Regions from separate parts of the Homo sapiens genome. Here region 2 is linked to region 1. A link is an interaction called in ENCODE POLR2A ChIA-PET data of the cell type or tissue named here. Cell type or tissue: Panc1. All regions are shown on one strand. Links, peaks and the distances in the headings refer to the core of each region. The heading gives the core; the rest is flanking DNA. Region 1 overlaps ADORA1 (adenosine A1 receptor). Region 2 has its middle 14 kb from the start of MYOG.

Evidence for each region. Peaks named below come from ENCODE experiments on the same cell type or tissue, not always from the same donor. Only the 100,000 strongest peaks of a DNase experiment are listed, where the experiment ranks them.
Region 2: POLR2A ChIA-PET joins it to region 1 with 6 read pairs; 3 of 35 experiments call an interaction of 5 or more read pairs at or near these places.

The regions. Positions count from the first base shown.
Region 1 is chr1:203,149,863-203,155,235 of GRCh38, forward strand. All of the region lies in intron 3 of ADORA1 (adenosine A1 receptor), which reads left to right. Among named protein-coding and RNA genes, the nearest start is that of MYBPH, 23 kb to the right of the region's middle. In Panc1, for the core only: no CTCF peak of the experiment used is centred there; a DNase peak (open chromatin) is centred at 2,735; H3K27ac peaks cover 3,571 bases.
Region 2 is chr1:203,097,813-203,103,185 of GRCh38, forward strand. No RefSeq gene overlaps it. Among named protein-coding and RNA genes, the nearest start is that of MYOG, 14 kb to the left of the region's middle. In Panc1, for the core only: no CTCF peak of the experiment used is centred there; a DNase peak (open chromatin) is centred at 2,908.

The DNA.
Region 1 (5,373 bases), core at 69-5,068:
ATTTGTTTTCTTTTTTTTTTGCTTCTCTTTTTCTGCCTCTCTGGTTTTAATCGAGCATTTTATATGATTTCATTTCCTTCCCCAAATATTATTGAGTGCTTACTGTGTGCCAGGTACTGTGGTAGGTGCTAGGAAGATGATTTTGAACCAGACTTCGTCTTCGCCCTTCAGGTACTTGCAGTTATGTGCTCTGAGAGAAAAATAAAGAATTTTTCTGATTATCCCACATGGGGAAGGGAAGGGAAGGGAGCCAGCCACCAGATGATCTAGGAGACCTCACATTCCCACTTCCTGCTGCATGTTGTTCTGGGGAGGGGGATCTCTGGCTCACCTGCACCCACTGGGTGAGCCTGGGTGCTCCCCACCTCCCACTGCATCTGTATGTCTGGGCCCCTCCTCCACAAAGCCATCCCTGGAGCTGGGGCAGAAGCCCCTGAGCACATGCAGTGGAGCAGGAGGGCTGCAGCTGATGCTAAACTCTTCTGTGTGCTCTGCCCTGGCCTGGGTGGCTGCTGGCTGGGGAGGACTGGTTCCCGGATTGGGCCTGGCCTGTGGCTTCTGTAGGGACTCTGTACACTGTGGGCTTGGTGAGTGCTTATGTGGAGGGACACAGGGCAAAGAGAGCATCAGGAGATACCAGGAGGGTCAATGGAAAACTGCTGGGTCCTGGGGTCCTTCCTGCTGTTATTTGGGCTCTACACCCCTTTGCCTGGTTGCAAGGTGGGGAGAAAGGCCAGGATCGGGGAGAATATGACTGTACTTCTTCCAGGTCCCAAAAGTGGTGTCTTCTTGAGTTCTGATGCAGCAGGAAGAACTGAAGTTAGACTCTGGGAAGGACTTTCTAATGTGGAAGCACAAGCTGTGGAATGCGGAGCTGAGTGTGGGGGTGGACTCTTTCTTTGGAAAGATTTCCAAGGTGGTGAGCTCTTCCTGTCTTCTCTGTCCTCCCCCTATCTGCTGTCTGTTGAATCTTTTCCAGGGCAGGGGGCTAGGTGCTGTGAGCTTTAGGGGGCCCTGACAGCCCAAGCTCAGTGACAGCAGCTGCCTCCTCAGAGCACAGCATCCCAATCTCCCTGGCTCAAGAGGCACCTCCTCTTGTCACTCCAGACTGTCAGCAGGCATCCAACCTGCTTTCTAGGTCCCAACCCCAGCGGGTGCCTTTGGGCTGATCTCGAGTCTGCATGGGATCTCTCCAGTGGGGGTCGGATTTACAGTTCCTTGGTGGAAACAGGCCTTCAGGCAGATGCCCTGTACCCTGCAAGCGTTCAGGGTTCCAGGCAAGCCAAGAGATACTCTGAAGGGAGGTGGGAGGAAAGGCGTGGGCTCACCCTGAGTCCGCCTCCCATATCTCCAGTATCCTCCCTGGCCACTTCCCCAGTGGAGCTTTACTGGGGTTCTCCAGGGAGCGTGACTTCTCCAGGACCCTGTGTAGGGTTTAGTGCTGGGCTGAGCAGGTTCCCAAACCCCCACCCCAGACTCAGACACTTTCATCAGATAGATCAGGGAACACAGACCCGTTCTGTACGAAGGTTGAATTAGGTAGGAGAGCTGGCTGTGAAATAGATATGGAAACCATGTGACTGGCCTTCCAAAGTGAAACAGAAGTAATTTTTTGTTTATCTATGTCCTTGCAACCTGTTTTGTATCTCTTCAAGGGTCGATTGTGTATTCCAGTAGAATCAGGGGTGTGCTCCTGGTGGAGATAGCAATGGGCACCTGGTGCTACTGTTCATTGAGTGCCCAGATAAGTTACTGCGCCAGCCTCATCCTCACAGGGGGCCTGCCAAGCCAACCTTCTCCTCCCATTGTGCCCAGGACAAAACCAAGGCTCAAGGAATTGTTACTTGCTCCAGGCCACAAGCTGTTAATGGTGGAGTCACAGTTTGAACTCGGATCTTACCCCACAGCACACTTCATGCATGCATGCATTCATTCATTCATTCATTCATTCATTCATTCTTATACTCAATAAATATTTATTTCTCTTTACATTCCATCTTGCCCCCCATCTTCCTCTCCATGGGGCACAGAGCTACAGCATGGAATCCTTTCAGAAGGGACTCCCTTCCGGGGATGTATGGGTGCCCCTCACCACTGCCCCTGGGCTCCTCCTCCCCACAAGGAGTTCCGTGTTCAGTGCCCCTCCCTCCTTTCTGCTAGCGCTGAGCTCAGCTCTCTATAGAAGATGATTTGACACATTCCAGAAGAAGGGAACCGTGACCTGCTAGAGCCCAGAAAAGATCTCATTCAATCCCTCATCATCCAGACAAGGACACAGAGGCCCCAAAAGGGAAAGGGTCTCCCCGAAGGCCAGCTCACTCCTGGCACAGCCTGGACCAGAATGGGGGTCTCCCATTTCCCACCACAATGAGGTATTCCAAGGGAGGACTGCCCTTCTTTGGGGGTCCAGCATGGGCCCCCTCTGCTCTCCTGAGCCTGCAGAATTCTGCTGCTTCCTGGCTCCCTCCTGCCTGGGCCCTCCCCATGTGCCAGCTGGGCTGGCGGATTCTCTGCTGTTCTCCTAAGAGGCCACAGTCTGCAAAGACCAGAGAGGCCTATGGGAAGCCGCATAAAGCCATCAGCTCCCTTCCCACCATGGCGGACCTTTCCACTTCACTGGAAAAGGAATTTTGCCCCTTTTAGCACCCTGGCCATCCCAGTGAGGCCTCCCTGCAGCAGCTACTCACAGGTCATTAAGTCTGAATGCAGATGGGATGGTTTTTTCCTGTCCCACGGGATGAGTCAGAAACAGTCACCCATAGCAGGTGGGGCTAATTGGCCTTGCTCCTTTTGCCATCCCGGTCTTCCTTGGAGAGATGGAGAGAATCAAATCTCAGTGCAGAAAGAGCTGAGAATGCCAAGGTCTGGGTCCAGTTTTCCTGCATTTACTGTCCAGGTCAGACACCCTCCTCCTTGAGGACCACCGCCTCACGGGGATGTGGGTGCTGTGCTTGACTTTGGGAGGGGAGGAGGTGGCTGTATTGTGAAATCGCCCAGGGCATTGTCTCAAAGTGTGATACCTTGGCCTTCTGGCTGTGGAAAAACATTCCATAGGATATGCCCTGGACTGGGAGAAAGGGATGAGGTTCAGAGGCAAATATACTTTGAAAACATGCCTCCTCCAAATCTGAAAGCCTCCCACTTTGCACCCCACCCTCTGAAGCCCCCTCCGGATCAGAACCACTGAGCAAATCCAAACTTCTGTTTGTTGGGATGAGAACGCCCACCCAGAGAGAGAGAGAAAAGAGCTCTCTGCAGGCACACAGGTCTGGGGGGAGCTTGTGCTGTCAGTCATGCATGAAACCTTTGAGTGGGGGAGCTGGCAGGGAGCTCTGCCCTGTGCTTTGCAGCACATGCCGCTCTCATCACACTGGGGATCCCTTTGCTCAGGTGCTGGGCCTCTCCTGTGGACTGAGAGTTCCTTCATGGTGGGATCTATGTTTATTCTGCTCACGTCCAGCGCTCAGAAAGGGGCCTTGAATCCGAAGGACAGACAGTTGGGGAGGTTGCCAGAATAGAGGGTGTTACTGAGTCACACACAGGAACCTCATTATTTTCCCCACCAGGCTGTGGAGTTATTTGTCCTCAGCAAGTGACCAGGAGTGATTTCCAAGGCCCATTACACTAATGACCTAATCAATTTATCCAGCTCTTTTCTTTCAAGACACAGAGTGTCTGCCCTCCTCCCTGTAGCCCTGCAGACTGGCCCTGGGGTGTCAGCCCGAGTCTCCTTTTGGGGATTGGTGGGCACTGATGTTTTAGATGGTGAGTGATGCCACAGAGCCCCTCACAGCGGGATTCAAGGCAGGATTCTTAGGCCTGACATCCTGCCCCCTCCCCAGGGCCCCTGAAGCAGACTCCCCTGGGCAATGTTACTGTTAAATATTTGGCCCCTGGAGTGTGCCCAGCACCTTTGATTATATCTGGTTTCCTGTTCTCCTTGGGGAGGAAGAATTTCTCCACAGGAAGTAGTTTAATAGTCTGAAAGCCTTACTTTCCTGCTCTTGAGATCCAAGTTTCCAGTTACAAGTGGCTGAGATCCTTGATAAGAGAGGAGGCGGGAAGGAGGGGACCAGAGCTATGAACTGTCACTCCCTCCCAGCCAAGAGTGAGGGAACGGAAGAGGGAAGATTCAATCCCTGACTATCCAAACCGCAGGATGGTGGAAAGACGTGGACCTCTGCCACCCCCCGGCCCTCCACCTCCCTGCTCCCATGTCCAGTGCTTCCATGAGGAGCAGGTGATGAGAAACAGGGACGGCCAGGCCTGAGGACCCTGCTCTGGTCTCAGCAGTTGACAGGACACTGTGTCATCCTGCCCTCAGGCAAGCCATGCTTAGCATTTTCCAAACCCACATGTGGGTTCTCTTGCCTCTGAGTGAAGGCGTTTGTAAGAGTTGGGTGGCTCACTCGTACCTATACCTCTGGCAGGGGGTTCTTAGGGATGACTGAGCTCAGTTCTTCCTGATGCAGCTTTACTCTTGAACTGTCTGAGTCTAACCAGGAACACAAAAATCATTTTAGGTGTTTACAGCCGAGGGCCTTATACCAGGAATTGGTGATGAAGCAGCCGAGACACAAACAGGGAGAGTGAAGTAACCCAGAGATGAGTAACAACAGGAAGCTACCCCAAGGCAGAAGGACAAAGTGAGGAGGCGGTGATCCCGGAGCCCAGGGGCTGCAGTTGGCTGGTAGAAGCCGCACCCATGGTGGGCTTGTCTGGTGTGTGTTGGAGCCATGGAGGAGTCATAACCACTGCCTAGTACACAGCTGGGACAGGGAGGTAGACAGCTCCCCACCACCGCCCCATCCCCACTGCTCCAGCACTGCAGTATTTCCCATGGACCTGGATAGCCCCAGGGCTTGGGAAATGCAGCCTGCCGGGGTCAGCCCCATGGTGATACAAAACAGGGCAGGGCCAGGAGAGAAAGCCAAGGACAGACAGCTTCAGAACCAGCACACTCCAGTCTCATCCCTGCAGTGGTGGCTGGCTTCTTTGCACCTTTCTCAGTTTGGCTGTTCTGCATTCACCAAAGAGAATTATGTAGGACGTCTATGCCCACCCCCTCTTCCTTCTTTTTTCTCTGTCAGATGTGTCTTCGCTGGTTGGTCCCATGGTGTGTTCACCATCTGATGGCATCTGGGCTCTTCCTATTTATTATTATTATTATTATTATTATTATTATTATTATTATTGTTATTTTGAGACGGAGTCTCGCTCTGTCACCCAGGCTGGAGTTCAGTGGCATGGCTCACTGCAACCTCCACCTCCCAGGTTCAAGCGATTCTCCTGCCTCAGCCTCCTGAGTAGCTGGGACTATAGGTACCCGCCATCACACCCAGCCAGTTTTTGTATTTTTAGTAGAGATGGGGT
Region 2 (5,373 bases), core at 301-5,300, 52 kb before region 1:
CAATCACCTCTTATTAGGCCCCACCTCTCAATATTGTTGCATTGGGGATTAAGTTTCCAACACATGAACTTTGGGGGATACATTCAGACAATAGCAACCTCCATTTCTTCATCTGTTTAATAAGGATAAAAATGAGATGTGTCTCACAGGGTTGTTATAGAGATTGAATGATTTCATATTTATAAAGTGCCTGGCACTCAATAAGCATTAGCCCTATTATTATTATTATGAAACAGGGCCTCACTCTGTTGCTTAGGCTGGAGTGCAGTGGTGCAGTCATGGCTCACTACAGCCTAAGCCTCCTGGGTTCATGTGATCCTCCTTCCTCAGCCTCTGGAGTAGCTGGGACTACAGGTTCATGCCATCATGCCCAGCTAATTTTTTTGTTTTTTTGTAAAGATGGAGCCACACTATGTTGCCCAGACTGGTCTCAAACTCCTGGGCTCATGCAGTCCTCCCACCTCAGCCTCCCAAAGTGGTGGGATTATAGCATGAGCCACCATGCCTGGCTCTGTTATTAATTTACATCCTTTTGTCCTCGTCTCCTCCATCACACTGGGAGCTTCCTGAGAGCATAAGTAGTGTTTCTTCAATCACTCTATTATCCTGGGAGCTCTCTGGCAGAGTAGGGCTGCATCTCCCCTAAAGAATGGGGGCTCCCTGAGGTCAGGGATTGTGTCTCCACCATTAGACAGGGACTGCATCTGCCTGTCAGGCTCTGAATTTTTTTGTTTGCCTGCTTCTCAGTTCTAATAAGAGGACTGGGAATATGGGAAGCGCAGTGGAGCTCTGGGCAGTGAACATGTTCTGGGAGGGGCCTGGGAAACTCTGTCTGGTGGATAGATCTGGCCTTGGTGAGGGAGCCAGGAGATCCTAGGCAGATTCCTCCCCAGAGCAGCTCCAGAAACAAGATCCCAAGGCAGCTTCCAGGAGCTATTTCTACCCCCAGGAAGGGGCAAGCTGGGGGAGTTCTTCTAAGAACCCTTCTGTCTATGCACACCATGCACACTGTTCTGAGGGAGTTCAGCCTTAGCACAGTTTTACCCCTTTCAGTCTATCAGAAGACAGGAGATGCAATATGGCATTGGGCAAAGAGCAGACTAAGATAGCATTGAATTCTGGCTCCGCCACTTGCTAGCTGCATGGAATCTTCCTGTAATATCTTGGGACCTTCGTTTCCTCATAGGCAAAAATAATAATAAGAAAACCTTGTTCTCAGGTCATATTATGTGCTCAATGAATGTTAGTTGAGTGAAAGAATGCATATTCATTTCCTTTCTTTGGAGGAGTTTAGGGAGTGGCATAGCCAGCCCTAACTCTGGTAAATTGAATTCTACCATCTGTGGGCTGAACAGGTCATCAAGATGACATTTAGTTCATTCCCAGCCTTTAATCCATCTCAGGCACACACTTAAATAAGCTCCCAAAATGGAACCCTTGGTAATGCATTCCCGTGCTTTGGTCATGAGAAAATCCCTTCTAACATCTCATTGCCCTCTCCCTACCCCACCCCCAGTGGCACATCACAGGCATGTCTTTTCTTTGACTCTTTTCTGTAACTGGAGTAAGGAGTGTGGGAAGTTCGGACGTTGGATTCTAGTTCTAGCTCTGCCATTAACCCGTATGTGACTTTGAGAATTGGAAGCCGGTATTTATTGAGGCTCTGCTCTGTGCTGAGTACCTCACTCCCTTCTCACGGCATGACTGTGGAGATGACAGGGTCCCCATTTTACAAAAGACAAACCTGAGGATCAGAGAGGTTAATAAACTTGCACCAAATCACACAGCTATGGAGTTCACATCTCCCTGACTCTACAGTCTTTTTCCACTGCACAGTGCTGACTTCCCTAGGGACCTGTTTCCTGATCCATAAAATAAGGGAATTGGATTTATTGTTCTAGAAAGTTCCTTCTGGTGTTGGCATTTTGTCACCACCTGCTCAGGGCCTCTGGAAGGATCTGAGGAAATTTCTGCTCAGCTTCCTGGCTTGGCTTCCTTGCCTTTCCCTGACCTTCTCTTTTGTTTGTCTATTCTCAGGCCTTCCTTACCATCCTTTCCAGTGAGTTGGTGTGAGACAAGGAACCAAATGTTTCCCTGGAGTCAGTGCAGTTCCATCTGCTGCGTTCCCTGCATAGCGGGCCGTGGGAACACTGTGTTCCACCCTCCAGACCCTGGTGCCTGGAGTGTTTTCCCTGAGCCACCCTGCCTGTCTGCATTCCCCTTTCTGTGGGGGCTTGGGCCAGCCCAAGTCAGGACCCATTTGCTTTTCTGTTTCTGAAAGCAGATGGCTTCCTAGTGGTAGGGGCAGGGTTGGGTGGACTTGCTTCCCAGGCACAAGGATTTTTATCAGCAGGCTGTTCCCATTTCTAGAGTGCCAACCCTTGTGTCCTCACACCACTGAAGGAGTTCATGCAGCCAGACATTTAGTGATTCACTTGTTCCACATCGTCAGCCCATCTTGGCTCCCCCACAGTGGAGACAAAGCCCTGACTTCAGATTTCTAGCTGTGGCTCATCTCACCTGTGGTTTGCTTTCCTGAGCTTACAGGTGAGGAAGTAGAGGCATTGGGAGGTGGGTCAGGGGCCAGCCTGGGATAGGAGCTCAGGAACCTGTCCTTCCCTGATTCGGGGTCCTCCTACCCTGCCCTTTCAGGAGGGCTGCGGCCACAACACGGGCCTCATCTTTCTTGGCTGTTACTAGATTTCTGAAAGCAGCTGTTTGTTTGTTGGCTTGTGAGCTCTCATACTTCCTGGTCCAAGGGCAAGGAGCAATGGTTTTGTGGTTTGTTTGTTTGTTTGTTTTAAATTCTTGAACCTAGAGCCAGCTGCATTCTTCATGTAATGTCACCTGGTAGGGGTTGGATGGTCAAGGAAGTACCTGGGTCCAGAGTAGGATTGCCTCAGGGGGACAATGTGACCATCATCACCATGCCATCATCAACAGTTGCATCATCATTTAGGACCTTCCTGTTTACTGGGTACTGTGATAAATGCATTAGGCACATTAACTATTTTGTCCCTACAATGAGTCTATGAGCTAGGTATTATTACCAGTTTTCAGACTGGGAGTCATGGTGTATTAGTCTGTTTTCACACTGCTGTAAGGAACTACCTGATACTGGGTAATTTAGGAAGAAAAGAGGTTTAATTGACTCACAGTTCTGCAGGCTGTACAGGAAGCATGACTGGGAGGCCTGAGGAAACTTACAATTATGGCGGAAAGTGAAGGAGAAGGAAGCACCTTCTTCACATAGTGGCAGGCGGATTGGGGGAAGTGCCACACACTTTTAAACAACCAGATCTCAGCCGGGCGCGGTGGCTCATGCCTGTAATCCCAGCACTTCAGGAGGCCGAGGCGGATGGATCACGAGGTCAGGAGTTCGAGAACAGCCTGGCCAACATGTGGTGAAACCCCGTCTCTACTAAAAATACAAAAATTAGCCAGCTGTGGTGGTAGGTGCCTGTAATCCCAGCTACTTGGGAGGCTAAGGCAGGATAATTGCTTGAACCTGGGAGGCAGAGGTTGTAGTGAGCCGAGATCATGCCACTGCACTCCAGCCTGGGTAACAGAGCAAGATTCCATCTCAAATAACAAACAAACAAACAAAAAACAAAAAACCCAGCCAGTTCTCACGAGAACTCTATCACGAGAGAGCACTAGGGGGATGGTGCTAACCCCTTAGAAACTGCCCCCATGATCCAATTACCTCCCATCAAGCTCTACTTTCAACAGGTGGGGATTACAATTCGACATGAGATTTGGGTGGGGACACAGAGCCAAATCATATTGTATGGTTAAGAAATTTGCTGTGGTGCAATTGGAAGATAAAGGCAGGATTAGAACCCAGCCTGGCTTACTCCAAAGTCAGTGGACAGTCTTCTCCATTAAGATCTATAGCCATTAAGGTTGACCTTGGACAACCTTGGTGACAACTCCTCTTTAGAGTGTGTATACAGTAGATACTCAGCAAGTGCACATTGTGGATATTCGCTACATACTCACTGAGTAGTGAAACTAAGCAATAAAGTCCATGTCATTGAAGCAAGTCCCTTCTGTGGCACAGAGTGAGAATTCAGAGATCTGAATCCTGTGAATAGCCACGTGCTCTATGACCAGGGGTGAATTACTGGCCCTTTTGACCTTGGGAAAAAACAAGGATGTAATTCAGAGGAACGTAGAACTGTAGACTGCTTCCGGGGGCTGGATGACTTGACCTTCAAAAAGGTTGTTGCAGCCGGAAGAGTAGGTGAGCTGCATCAAGTTGCCTGGGGCTTTGTTTATCCTGAGACAGACAGCCTTGCTCCTGGAGTTGTGAATTTCTGAGCATTCCATCCACCCATTGGTGGGGTACTTGGCACCAGTGCCTGGAGCCCTGGGAGTGGGTGCTGGCAGGATCAGTTGTGCTTGTGGCGCCTCACTCCCTGCACATGCTGCTCCTGGGCTCGAGCTTGGGGAGCAGACAGTGCCTCCTGACTGGTTTTCCTTTAGCTTTGATCTTGCTGGCTGTCCTTGCCAGGGCTTGGCTGCCAGCCTTGGTGGTTGATAGCCAACCTTTGACCTTTGACATCCAGCCTTCCCCCTCCTCCACATGTGCTAACCACAGTGAAATCACAGATGCACAAATTATCAGAACTGGGAAGAATCTTAGGCCAACTGCATCATTTTAAAGAGGAGAAACTGAGAAGTAGGGAGGAGGAAGTCCTTGTCTAAAGTGACAGATGGCAGAATGGAGTAAGCCACATTGGACTTTAGCAGCCTGCCTGCCTTGTCTTCAAGAGCCAGGAAATATTCATTTAATATCTTCTACATATAATCACACCACCTTTACCTAGGTGATCACTTAGGTACACACACACACACACACACACACACACACACACACGTTGTCTAGAGTCTCCCTTCTGGACCTCTGCCTGCCCCAGATCCTTCCAGATTCCTGTCACTGCCCCCCTATCAAAGATCCTTGCCCAATTTTCTACCCCAGTGATCTTGCCTCTGTTGGGTGGCAAAGGGCTGATGTGACATAGCTGTGACATAGATGTGATGTTAGGCCCTTGGCCTCTCCTCCTTCCCATACAGAGCAGATAGAGAGCTTCACTACTTATGGATATGAGGCCTTAGGTTGGTTCCTTACCCTCACCAAGCCTCAGTTTTCTCATTTTGGAAATGGGGATAATAACGCACTTAGCTTATTGCCTGGCACCCAGTCAGCTAATAAAATGTTAGCTATTATTTATTATTATTAATGGGACTATGATTATTCCTAAAAGCAGTAGCTCTCTGGAAGACTTCTCATCTAGCCTGTAGGAGGGGGCTTTGGCTCCATAACTTTTCCATGGTGGTACCCCCATCCCTAAAACAAAGTCCTGCATT